Regions from separate parts of the Homo sapiens genome. Here region 2 is linked to region 1. A link is a contact called in ENCODE Hi-C or POLR2A ChIA-PET data. All regions are on one chromosome and are shown on one strand. The core of a region is the stretch at or near the end of the contact, and the rest is flanking DNA. Distances in the headings are between cores, read along the strand shown.

Evidence for each region. A loop is a pair of places that touch in the nucleus more often than their neighbours do. ChIA-PET counts read pairs that join two places held with the same protein, here RNA polymerase II (POLR2A). Pooled maps may share reads with other maps.
Region 2: a loop to region 1 is called in a map of HepG2, with 5 times the contacts of the local background. The contact joins two enhancer-like sites. A Hi-C loop is called at or near these places in 15 of 168 maps with a recorded cell type or tissue (CD14-positive monocyte, CD4-positive, alpha-beta T cell, CD4-positive, alpha-beta memory T cell and 12 more), 34 of 37 single-sample maps with no recorded cell type and 18 of 50 pooled maps. POLR2A ChIA-PET finds 5 or more read pairs at or near these places in 15 of 52 experiments (A673, AG04449, BJ and 12 more).

What each region holds. Positions count from the first base shown.
Region 1 is chr3:172,065,079-172,068,061 of GRCh38, forward strand. All of the region lies in intron 1 of FNDC3B (fibronectin type III domain containing 3B), which reads left to right. Among named protein-coding and RNA genes, the nearest start is that of FNDC3B, 27 kb to the left of the region's middle. Within about 2 kb of position 1,538, at least 5 of the 41 ENCODE cell types and tissues checked have a DNase peak (open chromatin) inside an H3K27ac peak, as active enhancers do.
Region 2 is chr3:172,099,662-172,102,644 of GRCh38, forward strand. The region is part of intron 1 of FNDC3B (fibronectin type III domain containing 3B); the gene reads left to right. Among named protein-coding and RNA genes, the nearest start is that of FNDC3B, 62 kb to the left of the region's middle. Within about 2 kb of position 1,575, at least 2 of the 41 ENCODE cell types and tissues checked have a DNase peak (open chromatin) inside an H3K27ac peak, as active enhancers do.

The DNA.
Region 1 (2,983 bases), core at 288-2,787:
ATCCCAGCACTTTGGGAGTCTGAGGCGGACGGATCATGAGGTCAGGAGTTCGAGACCAGCCTGACCAACATGGTGAAACCCCATCTCTACTAAAAATATAAAAATTAGCCGGGCATGGTGGCATGCACCTGTAGTCCCAGCTACTCAGGAGTCTGAGGCAGGAGAATTGCTTGAACCTGGGAGGCGGAGGTTGCAGTGAGCTGAGATCGTGCCACTGCACTCCAGCCTGGGTGACAGAGCTAGACTCCGACTCAAAAGAAAAAAAATTTTTGGTAGACTCCTATGTGCCATTTCTGGAGAACTGAAATAGTAGTGGACATACATAGGATTCATTTTAGTGTAGATATGACTTTTTAGTGAAACTTGAAGTCCTACTTCCTGTGTGTGAAATAGGGTAATAGGATCACACCCGAAGAAATGCCGCCTTGTTCAAAAGTGACAGGATCGCTGTTCAGTTTGGAATATTGGAAAGTGGGCAGGTTTATTTGGAAGCACTTTGTTTTTACTATATGTGTAAAACTCCAGGGAGCATTGAATAGGATATGAGGTGCTCCCTTTGGCTGTGCATTAGCAACGTGGCAGTTACTGATCTGTCATTTACTTTGAAAAGGAATTACAAAGTTTTGGCCTCATGCCTGGAGTAGCTCCAGATGGTCAGAAAAGATTTTTGTACTGAAGTCAGAAAGTATATTGCAGTGATAGAATTGGGCTTGTCATGTTTATATTAGAACACTGGCTTCCCACTTTATTCCTCTGCAAAGTTTTTCTTTCTTTCTTTTTTCCCAGAGAGTGAGGGGAGGAAATTGTTGCTTTAGAGTTATGAGTCTAATATTTGGAATACTGTTGTTCTTGGTGATAATGATGTAGAGGTATGATTATGTGGTTAATGTAGTTACTTTGTCAACCTAAATACCCCTGATTCTTAGTATTTACAAAGGATGCATGAAGGCTTGGAATGTAGAGATACACCAAGACCATTGTAGCTGATGTAGAAATGCAGGTAAGAAGCTTCATTTGGGTTGCGTTTGCTTGTCTGATAACCTGGCTGTTAGCCCACAACTGTTATTTAGTAGCTTACCAAACTTCATCTGTTCTGTCTTCCCATGATTCTGTGGTTGCTAGGGGTAATGATGACGTTTGGGTGTTCAATATGGGTGGGAGGTGGGCCTGGGGAGATGAGCAGTGAGGCGATAATGATACTAACACCAAGTTTTGCCATTTTAGGCATTAGAGCATCTTAAATTCCACATATGATCTTGTGTACCTTCATATCAACCCTGGAAGGGGAACGATGTGATTCCTATTTTCCTGATGAGAAAACTGAGACTTTGGGAGGTAATATCTGCCCAAGGCAATATCTAGGTAACTCCCTTCTGCAGCCTGTTTACATATAGTTTTGGCGAAAATGACTACAATTTCCTGTCCTTTCAGGACAGAGGTGGCTACAGGCTTCAGGAAATAAAGCTCATTTTCCTCTGGGAAACTCAGGACTTGTCTGGGTTGAGCCATTTAGTAAAGCTTGGTCACAAGGCTCAGATTAAGACCTGGATCTACGTGCTGCTGTTCCCAGACTGCTTTCAGTTACTCTTGTGGTTACTGAGTAACTTGGGAGTTAGAAGAACATTAACAAAGTTTTGTGTTTTCGAAGAAAATGCTACACATGGAGAAGTGACACTAAGTTGCATACTTCAGAAAGGAATTTTTATCTGTTTTGAGATTCTGGTCTATACATTGAAAATGAACTAATTTTGATTATTATACTTTTAATTGGTTGCACGAGTGTGTGAACATAGGCAGCTCTTTTGAAGCACTTTTACTGAAAAGTGTAAAAATTTTTGTTGCTGTTGTTCAGTAGCAGACATATACAATACTCTCTTTTTGAGACATACACAATATTCTCTTATTGTGGATTTAGGGGTCTTGTACCAGATCACCCTTTTCTCAGATTGCAGCTCTTCCTCCTTGCTTTATGTAGAGTGGTTTCTAACTTGGTTCTTTCTCCTGTGCAGATATAAGACTTGGTCCGCAGTCTCCTACCCTCACCCAGTCTTCCATGAGCTATCAAAATCCTCCTCTAGGCTTTTATTATTTTGCTTCCTAATTTTGTCCTTTTAAATTTCCACTGTTTAGATATTATTCAGACAGCAGTGGTATTTTTCTGTATATAATGTGGCGCTGTAATTAGTTTGAGTTCTTTTGGGGTTGTGTCTTAAACAGCGAGAATGGCCTGATTGATGTGCTTTTTGAAGTCTTACTACCTTTTTGATGAGAAGGATGAAAGTGGTGTGGAGATGAGTTTGTCTGGCTTACTGTAAATCTGATCTGTGAGGCTTTTCTGCGTTCACTAAGGCACCAGAGTCGGACTCTGCTTTTTTTCTTGTTTGATGTTACTTTATTACACTTATGAATGAAATACTAATGCTGTTATTTTATAGAAGATCATAAAATAAAAGTACACTTTCTTAGTGTTTTATGTTTCTTTAAAAAGATAATTACCGTGAGTCATAGAGCTACAATTACATCAAGAGTTTCCTATACGAAGCAAAGTCTCTGGTGGGTTTTTGGTACAGTCTTTGCACCTGGATCAGTGGAGCAAAATGTCATCACACTTGAAAAAAAAATTACTTAACAGGCCCATTAAGAATCTTCAGAAGTTTGCATCTTGTTAGGGATTTGTGGTCCAAGAGTTAGTACTACAGAACAGGCTCTTTTGTAGACCTAGGGAAACCAGTTTGTTTCTCTGCCACTTAACCTGCAAGACTTATTATAGGTGTTTCCTTCTCCTGTCTGTTTTGAAGAGACTTCCTCTGGGAATTAATGGTAGAATACTTATGACTCCTGAGAGCAGAGAACGTTCAGGCCATCATCATCTTCTCCCTCTGGGCTGTACATGGCCTCCCTGTGTCTCTACTGCCTGTCATACCTCCCCACTCCTCCACCTCAGTCACAGGGCGACTGCCTTGCTTTCGGTCTACCTTTCCCA
Region 2 (2,983 bases), core at 325-2,824, 35 kb after region 1:
TTTCTGCTCTCATGATTTACCAAATGAATTTGCCTCACAAATGTTCTCTAATGAGTGTGGCATAAAGTCCTGGAGAGAGACATCTGTGGTAGAATTAGAATACCTCTTAATTTGGATTAATTTGTTCTTCCTTTAGACCCTGTCAGGTGAACTCTAGTTGTATAATAGAAAGTATAAAGGAGGGACAGCAATCTGTTTTTTTTATGTTTTTACGTATAACTTGCTTGTGTGGAGCAACAACTCTCAAAGTGTCGTCTGGGAGACCCTTGGGTACTCCTAAGACCCTCTTGGGGGTTCATGACATCAAAACCATTAATAATCCTAAAATGTTACTTGTGTTTTTCATTCTGCTTCTTTGAGTTTATTGGTGACATTAACTGAAAAATATTTTGTGTGTGTCTTTTGTGTTCATATAAGGAGAAGTACTAAAATTGAATTGGAGAACATGCCTTTTATACCAAAGCTGAAATTTAAAAAGATTTTTCTGGAAAAATTTTAAAACCCGTTAATGAATTCCTTAAATTTAGAATTTGTGTAACTTCAGCACAGAAGAGTGTCTTGCACAGAGGAGAAACTAAATAGGTATTTCTTAAATGAATGGATGTAGCTGCTTACTTTTTCTTAACAAATTGTATTAGTATAAATTAATGTCATTGTTCACAGGCAGTGTTTAGAATATAGGCAAGCACCATGCTTTCAAACACTGAAATTCACCTATTTGCGTATAAGCCATATATATACCAATTATCATTCTTATCTATTAAATAAAACAAATCTCCTTAATTCTCTGGTGTGCGACAGTTTTCTGTCGAGAGAAAATATTTTTCTAGAGAATTTTGCATTTTTATGTTTTCAAAATGTTTATCTGAATTAGTAATATGACTATATACATACTTTATATTAAAATTTTATCATAATGAGCTAATCTGAAATAGTAAATAGATATTCCCTTACACAGTATGTCTTTGCACCTGCTAATTTGTTTGTTTGTTAACTGTTGTCATTTCATGTGAAATTTCTGTTTCGGTCTCTTCTGAGCTCTAAGTAACACCTGGTATTTGCTTTATGTTCGGTCACATTAAGTGAAAAACAAAGCTGCTTATGAGAATGTCATTAAATGTAATATTTCTCAAGAAATAACTTGCCTTTAGTTAATAAAAAACAGTTCTAAACTGATTTTCAATGTATCAGACAGTGTTCTTACTGATTTCCATCCCCCCAACCATGCAGGAGTGAGAATCAGATAATTTTTTGAAAAAATATTTGAACCAATATCTACAATTGCTTATGTCAGAAATCTTTGAAATATATATTTAAGTATAAATAGGAGGAACTGTCAGTGATGTTTAATGGTACAGATTCTTTTCCTTATAATGAATGTTTCATAACATCGGTTCAGTTAAACAAAACTGAGTGTGTAAAATAAACATGATTGAATTCTATACGAGCTGATTAAACAAAAAATTTTAGTATCCTCCTGGCTGATCAGAAATGAAGGTTAAGGCATGGGGTATGTTTTGAAGACAAATTCACCTTCTGTAACACCTGTCAGATTTCAAAGTCTAGAAAAGAGGCCACAGCTGGGAAACCAAATTTAGACATTGGGGCTTATCTCAGATGAAAGGTTTCGTAGAGCATGGAGGTCTGTTGACTTTGTGTGGTATTTCGTCAGAAGTGTCCAATGCAGATTCGTTTTTAGTTAACTGAGTATAACATTTCATTGTAATGCTATTTAACCTTATGCCTTTATTTCTAGAACCCTAGAATTCTAGCACAGTGCCACCACAAAGTGGGTACACAGTAAATATCTGGTTAACACAATGGTTGATTACCTTTTTTCAAGTTCTTTTGTTTGATGTTATTTTATAAGGTACCTTTCAGCTAGGTCCTTCTTTTGGAATATTGTTATTATTAAAGGGAGAAGCCTTCAACCTGCTTTATACTTATTTTACAGTAGTTACTTAAAATTAATAGAATCTTGAAACCCTTTGTACCAAAGATATTACTCTAGCAGTCTCTTCATCAATAACTTGCTGCCCTTTGGAAATAATTTTGCTTTTGTGTTTAATCATGGCACATTTCATTAAAATCACCATGGAAGACATAACTTTAGCAATTTATAATTTGGTTTCTGCTAGTTTTTTCCCCCCTCTAATTTTAAACCATCTAGGCTAAATGGTAGTATAATGGATTTGCTTCATCTTCCTTAAGCTACTTTAAAATGTGCTCTAAAAATTATTAAGTCTGCATTTTGGTAAGGAAGCACCAAAAACTCAATTGTAGCCTTTGTGGAGGGGAACCAAGCACTCCTTAGGAGGGAGATGTACTCTCATGGGTTGTCTTTGAAAGTTACCTTTTGATACCTTTTCTGTTTTGTACCATGTGCTTGTTTTATCTAGTCTTTAAAACTCACTAACCTATATATAAATTTTAGCCAGCTCTTCTACTTGGGTTTTGTTGTCAGATTCTTAGATGTTACAATTAGCTCGCTAAGAGCATGGACTTTTCATTATCACTTTCTGAGTCTCTTTGGGAAAATTATTTCTTTAGCCTTAGTTACTATATTTGTAAATGGACAATACCAGCTACTTCATAGGATGTTTTGATGCTAGGTAAGAATTAGTGTGCAGGTGCCCCAAACAGTGCCTTTGCCCCAGCAGGCTGAAATAGCAGCTTCAAAGCTCTTCCTCCACATCTTTCCAGAAAGCAATCAGTTGTTTGGTGCTTGCAACACATTTTTTTTTTCTTCTATTCAAGGGTGTTATGCATGTCTCTTAGGTGCCCAAATTGATGCACAAATGTGAATTTGATTCGTAATAGATCTCTACAAATAGAACAATAAAATACATTTTGGATCTTATTAAAGGGCTATCTGGAAGTCATGTACTTAAGCAGCCATATCATTCATATTATACATAAAGAAACTAAGACACAGAGAGCTTACATAGGAAAACCTTGAACCACAGTCCTGAAAAGCAGTGGG